Regions from separate parts of the Homo sapiens genome. Here region 2 is linked to region 1. The links are chromatin contacts, found by Hi-C or POLR2A ChIA-PET in ENCODE. All regions are on one chromosome and are shown on one strand. Each heading gives the region's core, a stretch centred on a gene start or an enhancer-like site at or near the end of the contact. The rest is flanking DNA. Distances are from core to core; before and after follow the strand shown.

Evidence for each region. Hi-C counts contacts between places; a loop is a spot of excess contacts on that map. ChIA-PET counts read pairs that join two places held with the same protein, here RNA polymerase II (POLR2A). Pooled maps may share reads with other maps.
Region 2: a loop to region 1 is called in a pooled map, with 8 times the contacts of the local background. The contact joins two enhancer-like sites. A Hi-C loop is called at or near these places in 9 of 50 pooled maps. POLR2A ChIA-PET finds 5 or more read pairs at or near these places in 2 of 52 experiments (K562 and activated CD4-positive, alpha-beta T cell).

The regions. Positions count from the first base shown.
Region 1 is chrX:39,610,063-39,616,591 of GRCh38, reverse strand. No RefSeq gene overlaps it. Among named protein-coding and RNA genes, the nearest start is that of MIR3937, 48 kb to the left of the region's middle. RefSeq lists an enhancer at 1,822-2,021. Within about 2 kb of position 3,016, at least 5 of the 41 ENCODE cell types and tissues checked have a DNase peak (open chromatin) inside an H3K27ac peak, as active enhancers do.
Region 2 is chrX:39,852,212-39,858,740 of GRCh38, reverse strand. No RefSeq gene overlaps it. Among named protein-coding and RNA genes, the nearest start is that of MIR1587, 18 kb to the right of the region's middle. RefSeq lists enhancers at 312-812, 2,914-2,993, 3,264-3,383, 5,132-5,426. Within about 2 kb of position 2,885, at least 10 of the 41 ENCODE cell types and tissues checked have a DNase peak (open chromatin) inside an H3K27ac peak, as active enhancers do.

The DNA.
Region 1 (6,529 bases), core at 1,767-4,266:
GGGACCAAAAGAATCGCAGAGACTAAGGTGCTGACATTCTTGGACAGATATTTGCCTACTTCCTCTTTTCTTGTCGCATGAGCAAACTATATCTTATTTGTTTAAGCCGTGATGGTCAGATTCTTAGATCCATGTACCCCATAGCAGATGTACTGCTTGGATTTCCCCTTGTAAGATAGAGACACTCATTTCTTCAGCTGTTGAGAGTGATAAATGCTGGATGTCACCCAGTCCAAAATGTTTCATAATTTCCACAATTTCTTCCAAGATTCCATAGTCTGGCTTAGCCTGCTCTTTTCCTGGTGTTTACTTATTTATCTGATTCATTCACTGGGCTGTAAGTTTATGGCCATGTATTTTTGTGATGTTATTCCTCTGGTACTCGACACAGGAGCTAGGACATAGTCTACTTCTATGCTTCATGTTTCATGATCATTCACTCTCCAGGGTGCTGTCTTCTGAATACGTCCAGTTTGCTAATGACTTTTTCAAAGTATGACTTTCAGAACTGAGCGGAATGTGCCAGGAGTGGTCTTGACAAGAGTGGGACTATCATTTCCCTTTTCATAGACAATTACATCTGACTGTAGCCTATAGCAGGATTCTTTTTTCTCCGGCCACCATCCCCCACTCTTTACTTATACTGAATTTAGTGGCCATTACAGCTTTTTTTCATCCAAGATGTCACTAAGACACATTCCTCACATCCTATACCTGGACTTCTGCTTCCTGGATCGAGGCTAGGACTTTATATTTTTCCCTATCAAATGTCACCATTCCCATCAGTCTTGACTGCTAATTTTAATTGGTACTAGAACGGAATACGACTTTTGCATTTTTATTTAAATATTTGAATGTAATTTACTATAATTTCTGCAAATCGTCTCAAAACCTTTATACAAGAGGATGCAGAGGAAAATAAATAAATGAATGAATAAAAATACTGATGCGACTATCTCTATTGTAACAGTCTGTGGGAACATCACTGGAATCCTAGTAGATTATCCAGTCTTTTAATTGCTCTGCCAGCTTGGGGCAACCAGAAATTTGATAGGTGTGTGTCTTTTTTTTTTTTTTTTTTTTTTTTTTTTTTTTTTTTTGGGGACAGGGTCTCACTCTGCCACCCAGGCTGGAGTGCAGTGGCACAATCTCAGCTCACTGCAGCCTCTGCCTCCCGGGTTCAAGAGAGATTCTTGTGCCTCAGCCTCCCGAGTAGCTGGGACTATAGGCGTGCGTCACCATGCCCAGCTAATTTTTATATTTTTAGTAGAGATTGGTTTTCACCATGTTGGCCAGGCTGGTCTCGAACTCCTGACCTCAAGTGATCCGCCTGCCTCGGCCTCCCAAACTGTTGGAATTACGGGCAGAGCCACCACGCCCAGCTAGGTGTTTGTCTTACATTGGTCCATCTGCCCCTTGCAAAAAAATGTTGAACAGGACTGAAGAAAGAGCCATAGAGGGGTGTCTGGAAGTGTGTCACCTACTTCAGATTTGGAAAGTATCTCTCCTGCTTTGGAGCTGTAACTCAAGTTTCCTTCCCTCACCACCACCACCTGGTTCCAGCAGCGCTGACAGTAAGTGAGGGCAAGAGGGTGTCAGATGGGGGCCTAGAAAGGCCCTTATGCCAAATCCATGTCATTTCTTTTTGGATTACTTGCTCTTTAACACTCTCAGGACTTCTTCTCTCCTCCCCTAGTGCAGAAAATGGAGAGCGAGCTGGTTCTTGGGCACAGACAGGAGCTGATCTGGGCCCAAGAGGATTGCAGTCACCCTGGCTCCACGGGTGCACTCTCTGCCAGGCATGTCCTCTTGGGTATGGATGTAGGATGCCAGGGCACACTTTTTATGACCACGTGCTTTCTCTTTCTTCCTGCATTAGAATTTTTTTCACCACGTCAGCCTGCTTATTAAGAAACTCCCAGGTGCTTTTTACCTCGGCTCCACGCCTGCCCTCAAGCTCTGGCCTCTGCTGTTTTGTGGTCTACCCTGTGTGCGTGCCAAAATGTGTTGGTTGAGTCTCAGAAAACACGCGGGAGGAGGAGCCAAAGGTCACAGCATGCAACCTACCCAACTTTCCTGGGAGTGTGGGTGGCACCCACTTAACCCCATCTCTTCTCTTTCCACCCCTCCCCCTGGGCAAACTGAGCTGTCCCCTGCCTGTGTTTACTCCCAATTTCAACGACCTCTCCGCTAACTCACTCCATATGTTAATTTCTCTGTCTTCCACTCCAGCGGTAAACCTCAGGGTTAACCCTCCGCTCCCCCTTCCAAATCCGGGACTGGACTTTCCCTCCTCTTTCCTCCCTTTCCTTGTCTGAGATCAGAGTTCTTAACCTTTTCTCTGCCGTGGACCCCTGCGTCGCGCTTCTCAAACTTTAACGTAAATAGGGAATTACCCCAGGATTCATTAAAATGCAGATGCTGATTCAGTAGGTCTAGGCGGGCCCGAGATTTGCATTTCTAACAAGCTCCCAGGTGATGCTGCTGGTCCGTAGACCACATTTTTAGTAGCAAGGTCTCAGAGGCTTTCAAACCTGTGTGTGTGTGTTTGGCGGGGGGGAGCGGGGGGGCGGGAGGCTGCCCGCACCGCCTCCCCCGTCTCCCCAAGCACCAGGAAAAATCTGTGGGCACATTTGATGCATAAACAGACTCCGGCGGCTGCAGAGCATCACAGGTGCGCGTCCTGCCGGCCCTAGCCCCGCCGCAATTCATCAGCTCCCAAAGAATGCTTCTTTATAATCAGGAAATAGGAACCGACTCTCCCCGAGCGGGGAGCGCAGCCTGCACTCCTCCCACCTTTCCGGGCCGCTGCGCAAGGGGCGGACTTCAGGCGGGGCGGCTTCATAAACCAGAAAAAAAGAGACGAAACAATTAAACCTAGCGAGCCGGGATTGCTCCAAGGAACAGGATTTCAAAGGCAGAGGAGTCTGGCTCGTTTCCAGGCAGTGGGATCAGCCAAAGGGCGCGGGCTGCCCTCCCTCAGCGTGACAGGTGCGCCCCGGGCAGGCACTGGCCTCCCGGCTTGCCCTCTGCCCATCGCCCCCCGCGTTAGTGAAGAATGACTCAGGTTGGTAGGATAATCGACCCCTGCTAGCCCCGTGCAGTAGGAAAACACAGAGAAAAGCCACATTCCTTGTAGTCCAGCCGTGGAGCTGTGCTTGCTTTAGAATCACACCTTCCAGAGATGTTCTAGAATCTGGCTTTTCCAACTGCGTATATCTTTTTCTTCCTCTCTTTCTCTCTTTCTTCCTCCCCTCCCCTCCCATCCAACCTCCCTCCCTCCCTCCCTCCCTTCCTTCCTTCCTTCCTTCCTTCCTTCCTCAGTGAGGTCCTTACCTTTTACCTAAATAGTTATTTTGCTCATTGAATCTAGAGCTGGACACTGGATATTTACAAACTCAAACAAATAAATGCTATTACCTCCCAATTTCCGGTTTAATACAGACAATAACCACAGCATGAAATTTGTAAAGTATTTTAAAAGGAAAAAAAATTGTCTTACTCCGACTGTGGTCCCTGGACCAACTGCATCATCACCTGGGATATTCTCTGGCCCCAGCTTAGACCTCCTGACTGAGACACTCTGGGGAGTGGGACGTGGGACCCCACCACTCTGGTTTTTTTTTTTTTTTTTTAGACAGAGTCTTGCTCTGTCGCCCAGGCTGGAGTGCAGTGGCACGATCTCAGCTCACTGCAACCTCTGCCTCCCAGGTTCAAGCGATTCTCCTGCCTCAGCCTCCCAAGTAGCTGGGATTACAGGCATGCACCACCATGCCCAGCTAATTTTTGTATTTTTAGTAGAGGCAGGGTTTTGCCATGTTGGCTAGGGTGGTCTCCAACTCCTGACCTCAGGTGACCCACCTGCCTCAGCCTCCCCAAGTGCTGGGATTACAGGCGTGAGCCACCGCACCTGGCCGCCATTCTGTTTTAACAAGCCCTCTGGGCTGAAGTTTGAGAAGCAGCTCTCTAGAGAAATGCAGAGCCCATACTCAAGGTTTGTGTCGTGTACAAGAAAGAGAGTTGGAGAGCAAAGGGGAATTCACGTGCTCTGGCTCCTGGGATGGGGGAAGGGTGGACACTGGTCTAGGAGAGGCAATAAAGTTCTGACAGCACATGCCTCAGACGAGCCCAGGCCACTGCAAGTGAATAGAGGCTGCGCTGGAGAGGCTCTAGTGCTCCACTGTGTAACCCACCCGCCCACACTAACTGCCAGGAAACAGGATTGTCTACTTTGTGCTAATAAGCTGCCTCGGTTCTTCTAACATACCGAACGTGATAAGAGCATGGAGGGATGAAATATCTGGAGTAGTTAAGTAATCAAGGCAGGAATAATTAGGTAGACTAAACCCCAACAGAAATAATCCATCTTTTGGAAAGAAATGACATTTTGAAAAATTTAGAAATCTTCATCAAGCTATTATGCTGCTGAAATATATAAGCACTTTGCATTATGTTTTCTTTCCTGCAACACGCAACACATACGAGAGTAATTAAGGGATTTCACTCTGTCCTGAGCACTTCATCTCAATGATGGTGGCGCTGGACACTGGGGACTAATATAAATAACTCATCAATTATCTTTCCTAAATAAATTGTCTATTGGTTTAAAGAGCATATTATTTTGTATCCAGGTATTTTAGAGAGTTTTGCTAAATGTTGCAAGCTTTTAGGATGTTTTATTGTTGCATAAACAGGGGAAGCAAAACGGGTCCCATTTCAAAAGTTTTCATGGACCCAGAGGGTTCCTTCTCTTTCCTCTCTTGCTACTTCATCAGTTGATATTTGTGATTAACCTGCTCCATGAAATATGGGAGCTCTTACTCTGGAATGCAGGAGAAGATTTTAGCAGATTATATCCCCCTGTGAAAAATGGCCTTTGTCATCAGTGACTTGGAGAGGACGCTGTGGTGTGCTCAGATATATGGATTAGCAAGGAGCACCATGGTGTGAGATAAGACGGCGCTGGGCTGGGCTTGGGGAGTCCAGGGGTGTGCCCTTGAAAAAAGCGTGTAAGGACCGTGAGCGTCGGTTTTCTCATCTGTACAGCGAGTGGGGGATGAAGGGGTCTGCTCAAAGTCATCACAGTGCCTTTCACCCTTGATTCTACAAGGACAAATTTCAGGCATCCAAAATCTCTCCAACATGGCCAGGAAAAATTGCAGGAACACGGTGGTGTGCTTCTACTGGGATGGCTGTTATGGGGATGTTAGGAGCGGGCGTTTTTGTGTCTATTGTGACACCCCCTCCACACCATCTTTTAAAACTTCCACTGTGGCTTTTCTTGGCTTAGGCCTTGCTCTTCCTGCCACGAGTTTGAAATTGCTGCATGAAGATCCACCTGGCTTTAGGAAGCTGCAGTGCTGTGTAGCACATTTATTCCCAGTCAACGCTTCGAGCAACTGGAGCACAGAGTTTAAATGACTTTCCCTAAGCTGCTGTAGGAATGTGGAGCGGAACAAGCAAGGGGACCGTGGACCTGGATTCTCCACTTTGGGAGGCCGCCTGCTGACTCCAGTCTCCCGTTCCCCTTCCCTTCCACCTGCCCGTCCCACACCACACCCCACCACCCCCTGCCACCTGCAGCTCTAGTGGGTAACAGGAGGTCAGAGATTCTCCTTCCCCAGTGCCTCTTCATGTCTGGGCTGTTCCTGGTGACAGGGAAGAGGCATCTTGCTAAATCCCACACCATCCGTCCACAAGTCTGGCAATTTTCACAAGAGACCTAGTGGTCTCAGCCCACTTTTCAGCAACATTTAATAGCACAAGACTGTTGTGCAGCCTCAAACTACTGGGAAGAGAAGTGTTTGCAAATCTGTGGTTTGGAGAAAGCTGCACTCAAAACAACAATTCAGATCTTAATTTACAGCCCGCAGATTTTCAGGGAAGAGGATTTCTGGTAAGATAGAAATTATTGGGGCTTTATCCCAAAGTCTAGTTCATTTCCTGACTTTTAACTCTTTTGCTGCTGTCTCTTCAAGCCACTGCCTTGGCTGGCAAAAACAATGCACAAATGATTGAGGTCATTCATTAATTCAACAAACATCTACGAAACAAAGTCCATTTATGGGCATTGTTCTAGGTGTAGGTGCTGAGAATGACAAATGAATAAGACTTGGGTCCCTGACCTTGAGGAATGGTGAGCCTGCTGGGGAGAGATGACCATTATCAACACAGGTGCATGCTATATAGCATGACAGGGACAACAAAAGAAGTAGGGAGGGGGACCGTTGGCTGCAAACTAGTTTAAGGACCAAATTCCAGCCCTAAGACTCACTTTCCTTGGCCTGCAGAGCATTAAAAAAATGTATCCAACATTTAAACATGGAAAGAACTGACAAAATAAGTCATGATTTCTGGCTTCTCTTGAAACATTTGAAGATCAGGCAATTCTGGGCCTGTGTTTGGAGACAACAGTAGCACAACTGATGCCGAGTAGCGGCTGCCCCCTTTCGATGGGACTCGCAATCTCCAGCTGGACGCAGTGCCCAGACGCCCAGGACGTGCCTGTATACCCTTTCTCACTAGTTGT
Region 2 (6,529 bases), core at 1,636-4,135, 240 kb before region 1:
CTGTTCTCCCCATCCTGGTGTGAACCTGGCCTTGTCTTTCTTGGTACTTCATTGCTATGGGTTGAACTGTGCCCCACACCCCATTCATCTATGGAAGCCCTAACTCCCAGGACCTCAGAATGTGGCTATATTTAGAGTTAGGGCCTTTAAAGAGGTGATTAAGTTAAAATGAGGCCATTAGGGTGGGCTTAATCCAATACAACTGGTGTCCCTAGAAGAAAATGTGGACCCACGAGAGACACTGGCAGGGTATACGCATAGAGGAAAGACCGTGTGAAGACACAGCAATAAGGTGGCCGTGTGCAAGCCAAGGAGAGAGGCCTCAGGGGAAACCAAACCTTGATCTTGGACTTCCAGCCATCAGAACTGTGAGAACATAAATATCCGTTGTTTAAGCCACTCAGCTTGTGGTCTTCTGTTGCAGCAGCCTGAGGAGACTGATACATTCGTCCTGCATCCCTGTGACAGAATCTTCCTTTAGGTGAGGTGACCAAGGTGGGCCCAGGCCTCCAGAAGTCACTTCCTAATTACCTAGGAAGGGGAGGGAGAACCTCTCCCCATCCTGTCCTGGCAGCACAGAAGGCTGCTTTGATTTGATTAACTGATGGTCACCCACGGGACCCTGGACTTGCCAGTGAAGGGTCAGCTCAGGATAGGCAGGAGGCTGGCACAAAGTGTCAGCCTCTCTGGGAGCAGGCGAACACCAGGCAGCCCTCAGCCTGGCCCCAGAGGGGTTGTGGTCTGTGGGTGTCCCCAGGCCTTGTCTGACTCACACAGCTCCCTAAATGTCCCAGGTCTGCCCCTGGGGGTGTGCAGTTTGGCTCCAGCTCTGTCAACACTCTGGACTTGATGTAGGTACTGAGTGACTGGAAAAGCAGCCCTGACTGCAGCCACCCAAAGCCCAGCCCACTCCTGGGTGCAGGGCGGGCAGCCCTTCCTCCTCCCTGGACTCTGTTTCCACCACACATGAATCCTGGGCCTGCCTGGCCCCGACGCATTTTTTATTTTGCTATCTATATTCTTTCCATTGTCCTGATGTAAATAATTTAAACTGACATAGAAAGAAAGGGCAGGCCTTGCTACAAAATGGAGGCTGTCAACTCCCCGAACCTCCATTTCTTTTCGCCTCCTGTGCTCATCTCTTCCCTGTTCTGTTCGATTTGCCTCGTTCTAGAACCTTTCTCTAGTGCTCTCTTGTTTTTTTGTTTTTTTTTTTTTTTTTTTTGAGAAAGAGTCTCACTGTGTCGCCCAGGCTGGAGTGCAGTGGCGTGACCTCGGTTCACCGCAACCTCTGCCTCACGGGTTCAAGCGATTCTCCTGCCTTAGCCTCCCGAGTAGCTGGGATTACAGGCACACGCCACTATACCTGGCTAATTTTCATATTTTTAGTAGAGACAGGGTTTCACCATGCTGGGCAGGCTGGTCTCAAACTCCTGACCTCAGGTGATCCGCCCACCTCGGCCTCCCAAAGTGCTGGGATTACAGGCATGAGCCACCGTGCCCGGCCTCTAGTGCTCTCTAGCTCCACACACATGCATGCATGCACATGAACACGCCACACACGTGCACACACACACCCTTCTCCCCCTCCCCCCAGGTGTCAGTGAGCAGAGTGTGTGTGACATTGTGTGTCTGTCTCTGGGATACAGTTTCTCTCTCTTGGTGTGAATTGCCTGTCTCGTCTGCATTTCTCATTCTGTTTCTCATCTCCCTACTTTCCTTTGCCTCTCTCTGCTGTTTGCATATGTGAGGGAAAGAGCTGCTTCATTTGTGAAGTGGCCTTATTCCATGGCCTCATTATGCAATCACACAGCATGGAGCTCTCTTGGGGGTTAAGTGGGGAAGGCAGAAGACAGGGCCAGGGAGAATTCATCATCTTTCCCCCGGAAAGCTGTGCATTTTCAGAAGATATAAGGGACAAGTTTGGGGTTCACAGACCCTCAGGGGCTTTTGTGCGTCACCTGGACCTTCTGTGATCGGTACATGGAGCTGCAGCTGGCCACTGGCATTGTCTGGAGAGCAGCCCTGGCCTCTCTCAGCCTTGAACCAGGAAGCAGGCTTTATTTGTCAGGAGAGGGCATAGCCAGGATTTCCTGAAGGTTCTGGCCTCCAGCCTGCAACCCGGCACTGTCCAATAGAAATATAATGCAAGCCACAAATGTGAGCCACATATGTATTAATAATTTTAATGTTCGAGAAGCCACATTAAAAAGGTAAAAAGGAACAGGTGAAATTGACTTAATCATATATTTTGATCAACCCGATGTATCTAAAATATTATCATTTCAATATGAAACCAGGAAAAAATTATTGACAAGGTATTTGACATTCTTTTCTTGAAACTAAATCTTCAAAGTCTGGTGTGCATTCTATGCTGACAGAGGATCTCAATTTGGCCGGGCCACATTTCAAGTGTTCAGTAGAAACATGTGGCTAGTGGCCCCTGTCCTGGACAGCACAGGCCCAGCCTACCAAGCCTGAGGTCTGGAAGTTCTGTTTCGGCTGTCTAAATGGCAGCAATACAAGCGCGTCCTCAGTGTGTATGTCTGATGGGAAGACGACGAGGTGATGTGCGGGAAGTTCACTGAGCCATTATTCTCCCATTACCATCATTAGCAGTAATCATCATGAATGCACTGGCATGGCCCACGTCCGGCCCTGTTGCTGCTTGCTTCCAGTTCACGCGGCATTCTGTGCCGGGGAATTGCTGACCCAGATTCTGTTTTGCTGGGGGGGCAGAGGGAGCTGAGGGTGCAGTTTCCAGGTGCTCTAGGCCTGCCTCCCAGCTGAGACCCCACCTACTAGGTGTGTGCTCCTCCCCTTTCTTTAGGTACCAGGCACCCCTCCAGCTTCTATATATAGCACTCTGTGGCGACAGCTGGCTATCTGATGACTCATCAGTCACCGTGGGCGTCTCCGGATGGAACCCTGAACATTTATTCAGAGGGTGCTTTTGCCAGTTTCTGAACGACTCCTAGTAAGTCCTGCCTTTTGGGGATTGTTTTAACCCCATGGAGATTGGGGGTTTGAAGACTCAGTGGGTTCCTGTCTGAAGGCCTCTGGGGGCTTAAAAAGTCCAGTGGGGCTTTGGGGAACTGGCTCCAGGTAAGCCTGTGAACGCAGAGGAATGCATTCTCAAACTGAGGGCTTGAGTGGTCTCTCCTTGGTCATCTGTCCATCTAAGTACCTGGCTGGCCCCAGATTGCCCCTGGAAGTGGGGCTTGGGAGATGTTAGCTCCTTTCAGGAGCTGCAGGGCTCCTCCCATGTATTTTCTGTGGGGCATCAAAGACCCAGGGCTGGCTTTGGAGCTGGGTTTAATGTAGGCTGCTCTGCTCACCAACTCCACCATCCTGGGCAAGTCCCTTCTGCTCTCTGGGTTTCCGTTTCCTCCTCTGTGCAATGCAGTCAATACCATTGTGGCCGTCTGGTTCTGAGGGTTGGAGGAGGTGCCGTCTGTAACAACTGTTATTACTGTGCAGCCCAGGGGCCCCATCACTTCGGTTTTCTCAGAAGCAGCTTCTGAGACGCGGATTCGTGTGGAAGCAATTTATTAAGGAAGTGCTCCCAAGAAACACGGAAGGGTATGGAAGGGCAGGACCAAGAAGGGGAGGAAGCCAGTTTCAGACAAAGTCCCTCTGCAGAAGGGTCTTAGTCCATCCAGGCTGCTGTAACACGGTACCACACGCGGGGGGGCTGATAAACCACAGACACGTACTTCTCATGGTTCTGGAGGCTGAGAGGCCGAGATCAGGGTACCAGCACGGTCGGGTTTGGGGGAGGGCCCTCTTCTGGGCTGTAGATTGCCAACTTTTCCTTGTGCCCTCACATGGCAGAGACAGGGAGAGAGAGCTCTCTGGGGTCGCTTTTTATAAGGGCACTGACCCCCTTCATGAGGGCTCCATCCTCATGACCTCATGACCTCCCAAAGGAGGAGCTCTGGAGGGCAAGTGTCAACTCAGAGCCTGTCCTGACTCCAGGCAAGAGCACTGTACCTGCATGCTCCCTTGCACCAGCTAGGAGCTACCGTGAGTGTGGGGATTGAAACTCCTGGGTACTTCTGGCTCTGAGGGGGATGTGCCCCGGGCGGGCCTGCAAAGAGTCCCAGGCACAGGCTGTGGGAATTAGGAGAGGGGAAGCTATATGGGGTGGGGGAAGGAGCCCGAGGGGATGTGGGTGAAGCATCTAGAGTGTCCCCACCACCCCTTTGCTTATCTGTCCTCCCACCAGAGGGGGCCAGGCCAGCACCCCTGTATGGATGGGACTGGGGCCGGGGAAGGAGGCTGGAGTCAGGAGGAGAGGCACCACCCAGGCCTTACTCTTCATATGGGTGGAACCATCCCATGAACAAGTGGGATGAGGAAGCCTGAGGAGCTTTTGGCCAAGCTTAGCCTCTGGGGGTGCCCAACACTGGGCACGGATAGGGCTGGGGCACAGACCCAATATTCCAGTACCTCCAAGTCTTTTGTCCGGCACCCAGGCTAGGGGCCCTGAAGATGCTTCACTGTCCAGCGGGATGGGGTTGGGGAAATATTTTTGTTCTCTTCAGCTCAGTAGCCTTCTTCCTTCCTTTCATCACCTTGTCTAAGACTGGCCGGGTCTTTTCTCAAGGTCACCCCAGGAACCAGGGTTCCTTGGGTTCTGTCGCCAGCTCTGGGCACCTCTCCACCATGGGCCACCTGGCTCTTTCATTTTCTTACTTCCAACTTCCACCTTCTCTTCTGCAGCATTGAGCTGCTTTTCTCAGCCTCTCTGGACTTAAAGCAACTTGGCCCAAAGGCTGCCAGTTGCCCTTTCTCAACCCTCCAATGCTTCTGTGCCCTCTACCAGGGATGGGGCTGTGGAATCCAGAGCACACCCGGTTGCCTTCCCTAAATTTCCATTCACCAGCAAAGATGAGTTTATTTTCCACTGTCAGGAATTCAGAGTTTGAATGATTTTACCACTGCTCTGTTCTTGGTGCAGCTGGGATTCTATTTATCACTGGGTTAGGAATTTCACTTCCTGCCTTTTCCATCCCAGAAGAATTCTCTCCCCTCCCCTCCCTTCCTCTTCTCTCTTTCCCCCTTCTCTCCTTTCCTCTTTTCCCTTCTCCTCTGCCTGCTTTTCCATCCCTCTCCCCTTCTCCTCTCCTTCCCCACCCTCCTCTTCCCCCCTTTCCATTTTGTTCCCCTTCTCCATTCTCTCCCTTTTTTCTTCCCCCCTCTCCCCTGCCCTTTTCTGTCTCCTCTCCTTTCTCCCCTTCCCTTTTTCTCTCTTCCCCCTCCTCTCCCTCTCCCGCCCCTCCCCCACATACTGTTTTGCTGTCCTCAGGGTGACGGTGACTTAGGCCAGCCCTGGGGATGGGTGGGAGAGCAGCTGAGAATCCAAAGGCAGGAGAGTGCACAAAAAAGAGATATGTCGACAAGTGGCTAGGGACCATGTTCCTGCTTTAGCTACGCACTGTGTCAAGCGCTGAAAGTCACTACACAGGCAGTCATTATTATGATTTTTACCTTACAAAAAATGCTTCACCCAGGGCATGGCATCTACTTGGTATTCAGTAGCAGTCAAATTGGAAAAAGGAGGCTTTCAAAGAGTCATTAAGACAAACACTGTTTGAAAATTATACAGAAATTCTATTTAGCTATTTGAAAATGAAAGAGTATTATACTGTCTTTGTAAAAATGCTTTTTTTCCAGTTGCTCACTGATTTTTTTCCCCCCAGTTGCGGTGGCTGATTAGTGTTTTCGTAGCGTCTCTTCCAGTTCACCGCAGACCTGCTGTTCCGTGGAGTCTGGTGTTGCAAAGCTTGTTGCAAAGCTTGTGCTGAGGAACTGCGAGGGGTCTCTGGGAATCTCTCTCAGGTTGCCGGGACCAGAGAGCCATGTGTCTGGCTAATGTGACCATCCCTCAACAAGGGTACTGCTCACTGGATTTCTCTACACAGACTCCCCTCCTGAGGAACTGACTAGGCATGAAAGATCTCCCCCAAGAATTGTTTAGTGACAGCTTAAGCTAGGCTAGCCTCTCTGCCTCACTAAGCTCAGCTGAGGTCAGAGTGGTGGGGTGTGACGCCCGCAACTCCGGGCAGTTAACTCACACAAAGGGAAAACTCTCTCCCCACCTTGCCTACCTGCCTCCCTGCCTGTGGGCAATTTTGCCAATGTTTTCCATTAGTCACAAAGGAGAGGGGCAGGTGGGGGCAGGGTGGTCAGTGGGGACAATCATTACACAGGAAGAAAACCAAAACCATATTACTATCTAAGGCACTGTGCTAAGTGCTGGCATTAGGGTTGCATTTGGTGAAAATCCACATATAACACAGAAAAATCTATGAACCATCTAGAAATCCTAACTTCTTGACCCTTGAACTCCTTCTTTAAGAAGATCACTTGTTCATGGAGGGCTTCCCTGACCCCTGGGCAGGCTCCTTCCCCATTCTCTTGGCTGCTTCTGCCAGCACTTGGTGTCCTTTGCCTGAGGCTCTCTTTGGCTGCGTGAGTGGGCAGCCCTCCCTAACACCCTCAACTCTGACTGTTAGGATTCCGT